Regions from separate parts of the Homo sapiens genome. Here region 1 is linked to region 2. Evidence: read pairs that join two places in POLR2A ChIA-PET (ENCODE). Cell type or tissue: K562. All regions are shown on one strand. Region 1 overlaps LACTBL1 (lactamase beta like 1). Region 2 overlaps EPHB2 (EPH receptor B2).

What was found. Peaks named below come from ENCODE experiments on the same cell type or tissue, not always from the same donor. Only the 100,000 strongest peaks of a DNase experiment are listed, where the experiment ranks them.
Region 1: POLR2A ChIA-PET joins it to region 2 with 6 read pairs; 2 of 35 experiments call an interaction of 5 or more read pairs at or near these places.

Annotation. Positions count from the first base shown.
Region 1 is chr1:22,950,622-22,955,621 of GRCh38, reverse strand. LACTBL1 (lactamase beta like 1) reads left to right here. Exons shown (of 8, transcript NM_001289974.2): 7 at 196-301; 8 at 1,598-2,579. The coding sequence ends at 2,579. Among named protein-coding and RNA genes, the nearest start is that of LACTBL1, 20 kb to the left of the region's middle. In K562, no CTCF peak of the experiment used is centred here; no DNase peak of the experiment used is centred here; H3K27me3 peaks cover 2,983 bases.
Region 2 is chr1:22,777,959-22,782,958 of GRCh38, reverse strand. EPHB2 (EPH receptor B2) reads right to left here. Exons shown (of 16, transcript NM_017449.5): 2 at 1,474-1,538. Among named protein-coding and RNA genes, the nearest start is that of MIR4684, 61 kb to the right of the region's middle. In K562, no CTCF peak of the experiment used is centred here; a DNase peak (open chromatin) is centred at 2,068; H3K27me3 peaks cover 2,908 bases.

The sequences.
Region 1 (5,000 bases), 170 kb before region 2:
AGTGACCTGCCCAGTGACACACAGGCAGGAAGAGAAGGCAGGACTGGAGTCCACGCTAGGCTGATTTTCTTTTTTAAAAAACTGATTTGTTGTTGTTATCTCTCAACTCACGGAAGGTGGGGAGGGAGTGCACCCAGGGGCCCACCATCCCACCCTCAGCCGGGCCCGGTAAGTCTGACCACTGCTCCTCCCTAGGGCTGCCCAGAAGGCTGCGCTCCACTTCACTGCTGTGGAAGGGCAGCACCCAGGAGGCCCTGAACCTGCTCAAGGACGATGTGCTGGTAGTGGACCCGGGAACCAGGTGAGGAGCATACCCTGATGCCCAGCCTCATGTTAGGAGCCTCCTGGGGAGACACACCTGCCTGGCAAAGAGCCCACATCACCTCATCCTAGGTTGGCAGAGCCGGGAGAGACCTGCTCCCCAGCTGCAAAGGGCAAGACCTAGAGAGGGGAGGCCAGCAAGACAGGGGAGAGCTGGGCCCAGAATCCTGTTCTGTTTGAATGGAATGTTTTTTCCATTTACCCACTTAACATTTATTGAGCACCTACTTTGCCCAGAAGGTGATAAACACCCGGTTTGCTCCTCGTGGAGTTTGCACTCTTGTGAGGGAGACACCGTGAGCAAATAAGCAAGGTGAATACAGATTTTGCCAGGTTGGAAATAAACGGGTTGCTGACCAGATGGGGAGTGGATAGCTGGGTGGCCACTGAACAGAGAAGCCCCACTCTGGGAGCAGTGGGGCTGTGGGGCTGGACAGAGGACAGCTGGCACTCCCCAGCTTCAGGGGCCCCCTTCTGAGCCGCTGGTCAGTGACCCTTTTCCAAATTTGTCCCTCTGCTTCTCCAAATGCTGAACCTCAGGCCCCACTTCCCTTAAGGAAGAAATGATCCAGGAGATGCAGAGAGAGGAGATGCTTGGACATCTTCAGGCTGGAGTCCTCCTCTCAGCTCTGCAAATAACTATGGCAATGTGACCTTGGGTGGTGCACTTTATCTCTGTGAAACTCATCTAACTAATCTTCCTCATCTGCAAAAATAAGGAAGTTGGCCCAGAGTTCAGGAATGCCTAGGAGAATTTGTGAATTTTCACACATCCTTGCACCTTTCTGTTTTAGAGATTCTGAAACTGTATTTGCTCTGGGAAAGAAAAGAGGCCTCTTGCTGGTTACTGGTGTCTGCTACAGCCTGGAAGAAGGGAGGGGTGAGACCTTGCCTCATACATGGTCACTATCATTTTTGTTTCCCCAGAGCAGTGTAAGCCTTTAATTTTCCATTAGATAAGGTAAATCATACTAAAGTGTGAAGGACCAATAAGATTTGTGTGACAGCTTTCCCAGGTGCACCGCTGAGCTCAGCTCTCCTCCATCCTGCTGTATGACCCTGGGCAATTCCCCGCCCCTCTCTGGGCCTTGGTCTTCCCAGATGTAGAAGAGAGTCAGAGTCAGTGCTCCAAAGTCTCTTCCAGGTCTGACCACCTGGGATGCAGGGGAGCAGGTTCCTTCCCAGCCCCGCCCAGTCCCATGAAACTGGTGGCATTTCAGACAGCGCGGGCGGGTGAGGAAGGGCCCCGTCCCACTTGCCACTGCTCTCCTTCCAGATGCCATTACAGCACGCTGGCCTTCTCGCTCCTGGCCCACGTCCTGGCAGCTCACACCGCCCAGGGCGACTACCAGCGCTGGGTCTCGGAGAACGTGCTGGAGCCGCTGGGGATGGCAGACACGGGCTTTGACCTCACGCCCGACGTGCGCGCGCGCCTGGCCGCGGGCTTCTACGGCAGCGGGCGGCCGGCGCCACTCTATGACCTGGGCTGGTACCGGCCGTCGGGCCAGATGTACTCTACCGCCGCCGACCTGGCCAAGCTGGCCGTGGCGCTCCTGGGCGGCGGGCCCCGGCGGCTCCTGCGGCCCGACGCGGCCAAGACGCTGCTGGCGCCGCTGCTGGCCTGCCCGGGCGCCTACTTCGCCAACGAGACGGGCACGCCGTGGGAGTTCCACGCGCAGCGGGGCTACCGCGTGGTGCGCAAGGACGGCGATCTGGACGGCTACGCCGCCACCTTCTCGCTGGTGCCCCCGCTGCGTCTGGGCCTGGTGCTGCTGCTGGCAGGGCCACGGCCGCCCGGGCCCGACCTGGTGGCGCGGGCCTACGATGAGCTCCTGCCCGCCCTGGAGCGCGCCCTCCGGGAGGCCGAGCCCGGCCCGGCTCCGCCGCCCACCGCGCACCCCTTCGCCGGCTACTTCACCTTCGCCAACCTGACCTTCTACGAGGTGCGCGCCGGGCCGGCGGGCGAGCTGCGCCTGCGCCAGTTCGGGCCGCGCGTGGAGGCGCTGGTGCCTCCAGCGTTCCGCACCCTGGCGCTGCGCCACCTGCACGGCCGCGTCTTCCAGCTGCACGTGGCCCACGAGTTCCCCTGCGCACTGCCACTCGGCGACGCGTGGCTCTCGCTCGAGGCCCAGCACGGGCAGCTGGTCAACTTCTACCCCTTGGATCACCACGGGCTGTCACCCGGCTTCGACGTGCCCGGCCTCAACACGTACAGAGTGCTGCGGCTGCGGGGCAAGCCGGTGTTCAAGACCCAGTGACCCCGGGCTCTGCCTGGACCCCCCTGTCCCTGGCCTCCCAGCTTTCTAGAGTAAGGTTTGGAAGGGGAGCCTGTGGGAATGCCTGTTGGAGAACCCGGGTAGTTGGCAAAGTGGAGTAGGGTGATGCTACTCAAAGTGTGGTCTTGGACCACAGCCAGAAATTCAAATTTCTCCACATCTATAGGGGAGGAAGGATTAAGTACAGGCATTAAGAGTAAGCATTTAGAAACTAACAGGCAACCAAAAATTTAAGCATCGAAACAGTAGTTTTGTGCCTGTTGAATCTAAAACAAAATATGGGCTTGTATTTTGTCTTTTAAAAATAAACCTAAGCAACTGGGCGCGGTGGCTCACGCCTGTAATCCCAGCACTTTGGGAGGCCTTGGCGGGCGGATCACTTGAGGTCAGGAGTTCGAGACCAGCCAGGCCAACATGGTGAAACCCCGGCTGTACTAAAAATACAAAAATTAGCCAGGCATGGTGGAGGGTGCCTGTAATCCCAGCTAATGGGGAGGCTGAGACAGGAGAAACGCTTGAACCTGGAAGGCGGAGGTTGCAGTGAGCCAAGATTGCGCCATTGCCTCCAGCCTGGGCAACAGAGTGGGACTCCATCTCAAAAAAAAAAAAAATCAACCTAAGCCTGGGCAACATGGTGAGACCCCCATCTCTACAGAAATAAAATAAAAATTAGCTGGGTGTGGTGTCCTGTAGTCCCAGCTACTCAGGAGGCTGAGGCAGGAGGATCACTTGAGTCTAGGAGTTGGAAGCTGCAGTGACTCGTGTTCGTGCCACTGCACTCCAGCATGAGTGACAGAGCAATACCCTGTCAAAAAAATAAAAATGAAAATCAACCTTATTGAATTATAACTTACATAAAATGAAATACACATGTCTGGAGTACCATTGGGTGATTTTGACAAATATTTATACCCACCACCACAATCAAGATATAGAAAATTTCATCACCCCCAAGATTTCCCCCTACTCCTTTGGAGTCAGTTCTCTTTCTCCCCTAGCCTCAGGCAACTACCGATCTGCTTCCTGTCACTATAGATTAGCTTTGCCTGTTCTAGAATTTCATACAAATGGAACCATATGGTGGAGTCTTTTGTGTCTGTCTTCTTTTGCTCACCACGCTGGTTTTGAGGTTCATTCATGTCTGTGTGTGTATCAATAGTTTATTGCTTTTGTTTTTGTTTTTGTTTTTTTTTTGAGGGAGTCTCACTCTGTCGCCCAGGCTGGAGTGCAGTGGCGCGATCTCGGCTCACTGCAACCTCCGCCACCCTGGTTCAAGCAATTCCCCTGCCTCAGCCCCGAGAGTAGCTGGGACTACAGGCGCGCACCACCACGCCCAGCTAGTTTTTGTATTTTTAGTAGAGACGGGGTTTCACCATGTTAGCCAGGCTGGTCTCGATCTCTTGGCCTTGTGATCTGCCTGCCTTGGCCTCCCACACTGCTGGGATTACAGGTGTGAGCCACCACGCCCAGCCAATAGTTTATTGTTTTTATTCTATTGCTCATATATGCCACAATTTGTTTATCCATTTCTCTGTTGGTGAACATTTGGGTTGTCTCCAGATTAGGGCCATTATGAAAAAGCATTCCTATACAAGTCTGTGTGTCAATACATGCTTTCATTTCTCTCGGGTAGCTATCTAGGTGTGACTGCTACACAGTTTTCCAAAATATGTGTATCATTTTATATTCTTTTTTTGTTTTTTTTTTAGACGGAGTCTCACTCTGTTACCCAGGCTGGATTGCAGTGGTGTGATCTCAGCTCACTGCAAGCTCCGCCTCCCAGGTTCATGCCATTGTCCTGCCTCAGCTTCCCAAGTAGCTGGGACTACAGGTGCCCACCACCATGCCTGGCTAATTTTTTTTGGATTTTTTTTAGTAGAGACGGGGTTTCAACGTGTTAGCCAGGATGGTTTCGATCTCCTGACCTTGTGATCCACCTGCCTCGGCCTCCCAAAGTGCTGGGATTTACAGGCATGAGCCACTGCACCCAGCCACCATTTTATATTCTTAACAGTCATATGTGGCAGTTCGCTTGCCCTACATTTTTGCTAACACTTGTTATTGTCAGACTTTTGCATTTTAGCCATTTTCATGGTTGTGAAGTCATATCTCACTGTGGTTTTAATTGCATTTATTGAATTGTGAAAGCTCTTTATATAGTACGGATACTAGTCCTTTGTTAGATATATGCATTGCAAGTATTTTCCCCCAGTGTCTGGCTTAATTTTTCATTTTCTTAACGGTGTCTTTTGAAGAAGAGAATTTTAAAGTTTTGATGAATTTCATGCCTATGAAATCTAGTATAAAATTTGGGCATGCATTTTGTATATCTTTTTAAACAATTAAACTTTTGACTTTGAGATAATTGTAAATTTGACATAATTGTAGATAGTTTCCTCCAAT
Region 2 (5,000 bases):
TGTGCCACTCAGATTCCCTGGGCCAAGTCTGTGCGTGTGGAGCAGGGGCTGGCAGCCTGGGGAGGGTCAGGTGCGATGAAGGGTGAGTACACATGGGGAGGGCAGGTCTGGAGCTGACTGGCTCAGCCTCTTCTTCAATGGCGACTCTGAAGCTCCCTACATTGCATTAATTTTTTTTTTTCTTTTTGGTGGCACCATGTGACAAAGTCAGCCCCTTGTTACAACCGCTGCTCTTCTTCAGAACTTAATTAGAACACTTAATTAGAGCACTCTGCCTTTCTCCCCTCTCTCTAATTAACATGCGGAGGCCCTGCAGCCTAAACACCCCAAATAATTGCGTCCGGGGGCCCTGCAGCCCAGCCTGGCCTCATTACTGGCAAGGTGGGGCTGTGGGCCCAGCCGCCTTCGCAGATGGAAAATTGGTGACAAGAAAGAGCCACAGAAAGCGGCCTGACCCTGGGGCCCTGCCTATTGAGAGCACAGGCCTGGGGGGTGGGGGGAATGCAGTTCCCTGGGGCAGCAGCTGAGTCCCAGCGGAGGAACTGGGGTGGGGGGAAGGGAAGGGCTGGGTTATAGAGTCCAGAGACGGCGGGGATGAGGGATGAATATTCAACTTCATGACAATGACAATGATGATGATGATTATAGCTACTCTTGACTGGGAGCCCAATCTATGCCAGGCATTGTGTTAGACACTTTGCAGGAAAACCTCGCAACAGTCTTGTGAGGTCTAAAACATCATCACCATTTTATAGATGAAGAAACTGAAGCTCAGAGAGATTAAGGAAGTGCCCCAAATCACACAGCTGGTGAGTGGCAGAGCTAAGACACATTTTCAGGAGTATTTGACCCCACAGTCTGTAACTTATGCCAGATTTTGCTCTTGGAGAGCTCACAGCATAGACCCTAGGATGATAAGAACCAAAGGAGGGGGAGCTTTGTGTTATGGGGACCCAGAAAGCGGGCAGAGAGCTCAGTCATAGTCCTGAATACAAACCTTAGCCCTTTCACTTATTATCTATAGGGCCCTGGGCAGGTGGCTACACCTTTCTGAGCCTCGGTTTTCTCATCTGTAAAATGGAGATAATTCCTCTCCATGGGATCAGAGATGATGTGTATAAAGGTACTTAATACAGTATCTGACATAGAATGGGTACTCAGGAAACGACAGTTCACTTTCTTCATCTGTAAAACGGGGGTAGTGAGAGCACCTACTTCTCAGCCTTGCCCTAAGGATTCCACGGGATAAAGGCTGAAAGCATCCAGCCTGTTGTCATGGTAACTGGCTCCATCAATGGTAGGGGATCATGGCTCCATCAATGGTAGGGGATTGGGAGGGTGGGGCTGAGAGAGGCCTGGCTCTGGGTCCTGAAGAGGGGGAAAGGGGTTAGAATATGAGGGGGCATTCGGGCCCTGCAGCAGGGCTTGAGGGATCCTGGGGACCAATGCAAGGTTTGGGGACCACTGACTCACCCCTGATGGAGGATGCACCATCCAGCCCAGCTCAGCAGTCGCTGTAGTGGAGTCCATTAGCGTTTCTGTGGGGAGAGCAAAGAGTCACCACCCCGCCCCACCTACCAGGCGCTGTCAATCTTTCTGTTGGGCCCTCATCCTTCTTCTTCTTTTTTTTTTTTTTTTTTAGACGGAGTCTGGCTCTGTCGCCCAGGCTGGAGTGCAGTGGTGTGATCTCGGCTCACTGCAAGCTCCGCCTCCCACGTTCAGGCCATTCTCCTGCCTCAGCCTCCCGAGTAGCTGGGACTACAGGCGCCTCCAACCACGCCCGGCTAATTTTTTGTATTTTTAGTAGAGACAGGGTTTCACCGTGTTAGCCAGGACGGTCTCGATCTCCTGACCTCGTGATCCGCCCGCCTCGCCCTCCCAAAGTGCTGGGAGTACAGGCGTGAGCCACCGTGCCCGGCCAGACCCTCACGGCCGGGCCCTCATCCTTCTTTACTGAGAGCCCCGCCTACTTCCATTGCCCCAGTCATCTGACTCTAACTCTCCAGACTGCCCTCGGTTTAGACTCCGCCTCTCTACTCCATTATCCCGCCTACCCCCACAGCCTAGCCAATCATCTGATGCCACTCCTCTAGGCCCCGCCCCTCCAGGCCAAGTCCACCCTTACATCATGGTCAGGCTCTACCTCTAGGCCAGTCTAGTCTCACTAACCTAGGTACTGTCCTTCCCTTCCTTTTCTGGACGAGGAGGGTCTTACATCCACTAAACCTGGAGTCTACTGGATGGGTTTCCGAGGCTCTGCCACTAAACCCTTGATATTTTACATCAAACTCTGGGATCTGTTTGCTTTTCAGCTTGCATCAAACTCTCAAAAACGAACTTGGGCCTTAGAGGGGCTGTGCTTGTGTCCCAGCTGAGACCCCTCAGTTTCCCCTCGTTGCTCCTCTGGCGCACACATCTTGTCAGGACACTCTCCCTTTCTCTAGAAACCTGGAGCCTTCCATCATGTTCCTATCACTGGGGCCCCTCCCCCAGGGCTCAGGCAACTCTGCCCCCAGGACAGGGTCCCAGGAGTGGAGAAGTGTTGAGAGCAAGCACTGCACCCAGTAGGGGCCAACTGTCACATGGCCTGTGGGGGTTCAGGAGACATGTCAGCACCTGGACCATCCTGGGCCCCACTTGCCTCCCCCGATTCCAGCAGCTGCAGGGAGCCATGTGGCCTAGGGGGAAGAAGAGCCACATGGCCCTAGAGACCCCCATTCTCCCCAGGTCAGGTTCAGGACCCCTGTCCTCTACCCTTTCCTTGCCTCTCTGGCTTCCAAACACTTTCTGAATGGAATTGCAATACACCGAATGAATTTAAATGGACCCCTTTCAAGCGTTCATTCAACAAAATATCCTGATGCCCATTATGTACCAGGCGCTGCACTGGGTGCCCTGAGAGAGAAAACCGTGGCTAGCAAGACCCTACCATGGAGCAGTTCCTGGTCTGGTAGTGGAGATGAGGTGTGAATATAAATAGCTATGAGAGAGTAGGGGGAGAGACCTAGAAGGTCACAGTGACACCACCTTGCTCAGTGAGAGTGGGTGAGAGGTATGCTTGTTGCCATGCTCCAATTCTGTGCCCAGGGCAGGCATCACTCATCAGTCCCCATACTGTGGCCACATGATGCTTCTTGCCACAGTGTTCCAGGAAACAAATACGAACCATTTGAGATGCTATCCCTGGTCCAGCCCAACCGCCTCCTTTTGGAGACAGGGCAACTGAAGCACAGGGATGGGAAGGGGCTTCCAAAGATTGCATAGGAGTTGGTGACACAGTGGGAAGTGCAGGTGTCTTGCCTCCTAGCCTATAAACTTTCAGTCACTTGAAACAATTAGTTTGATGGTCTGGGCTAAATGACAAGGACCAGGAGACTGGGGCTGTGTGCCCAGTGTCTAGGCAGCTGAGAAGGTCCAAATGGCAGATAATTAGGGTTTGAACTATGGCAGGGGTGGAGGGGATAAAGGGTGGGGACAGGAGGAAGCATTTGGTCAGAGGTGACCCCAGTCAGACCCATGAGCTGACAAGAGAGGATGCAGAAGTGTCCCCACAACTGCCTGTGGCTTGTGTCCCTGTGCACTGGCATCCCCATGACTGCCTGTGGTCACTGTGTCCCTTTGCACTGGGGGCTGGCACAGGGAGGGGGTGTGGGGTAAGGGTGCCAGGGATGGTAGAGCCAGTGCCAAGGGCATCTTTTTGATGGCAAATTGGAGGGAAGTTCTATTATGCAGCTTTGGAGCTGAAAAAAGGGTTCCTTTTCACACTCCGAATGCTACAGATTTTTCTTCCTGGAGAGAACAAGGGCTGAACTTTTAACCTGTTTTCTCTCATCGGCCTCAGCCAGAGACGCGCCAAGCCGGGCTCTCTGCCTGGGCCCAGGGAACAGCTGCTGGGAGCTGTGTCGAACAAGGCAGAGGAGAGACTGTGCTTGGGACAAGAAGAGGGTCGGGCAGGGGAGGCAAGGCTGCCAAGCAGGTGGCCCCATCCCTTGGCTAGATTCCTGGGCTGACCCAGAGGCCAAACACTAGAGGATTCCATGGCCCAGAGAAGGAGGGGCCAGGAACTGACATCCTCATCGTACGGGTGGAAACTTGGGCTCAAGGAGGGCAAATGGCTTGCCAAAGTCACACACTAAAAGTTGGTGCTCATACTCTGGGCTCCCAAGAAGCTTAGGGTGGGGGGCCCCACTGTCCCCCTGTGTCTTCTACCTCTCCTGGCCCAAAGCAGTGGCCCAAAGCAGTGGGAGGATCTCAGAAGGACTGGAAGTAAATGGGCTGGCTGGTTTGCAGACACAAAGGGAACGCAAAGGACATGAAGTTTGCAGATCCCCTTGGGAGGAGGTAGAGGGCCGGCATCTCCTCTGCTCCCTTCTCCTGTGCCACTCCTGGCTTTGCCTGGAGGCCTGGCTCTGGGAAACCTGTCACCCCTCTGGGTTGTGGCAGGAGGCAGCACAAGCATGCTCTCTCCCCAACCTGGTCTTTTGCTTTTCAATTTTAACCCCTCCCTCTACCTCTGCACAAAAGGCAAATGAGCAGATGAGCAGAGCAGACAGACCTGGGCTCTGGAGGTAACAGAGATCTGGATTCTAACACCAGTTCTGTCCCTTCCTTGCTTGGTAACCAATATCACTTGCCATAAAAGGAAGGAAAATAAACACAGACTATTACAAATGGACCTTTTGAGGGGGGGAGATCACTTGAGGTCAGGAGTTCGAGACAAGCCTGGCCAACATGGTCAAACCCCGTCTCTACTAAAAATACAAAAATTAGTCAGGCATGGTGATGCACACCTGTAATCCCAGCTACCCTGGAGGCTGAGGCATGAAAATTGCTTGAACCCAGGAGGCAGAGGTTGCAGTGAGCTGAGATTGCACCATTGCACGCCAGCCTGGGCGACAGAGCAAGACTATGTCTAAGAAGACAAAACAAAACAAAACAAACAAACAAACAAACGGACCTTTATTTGTTCTACCTCTTGTTAAGCCTCAGTTTCCTCACCT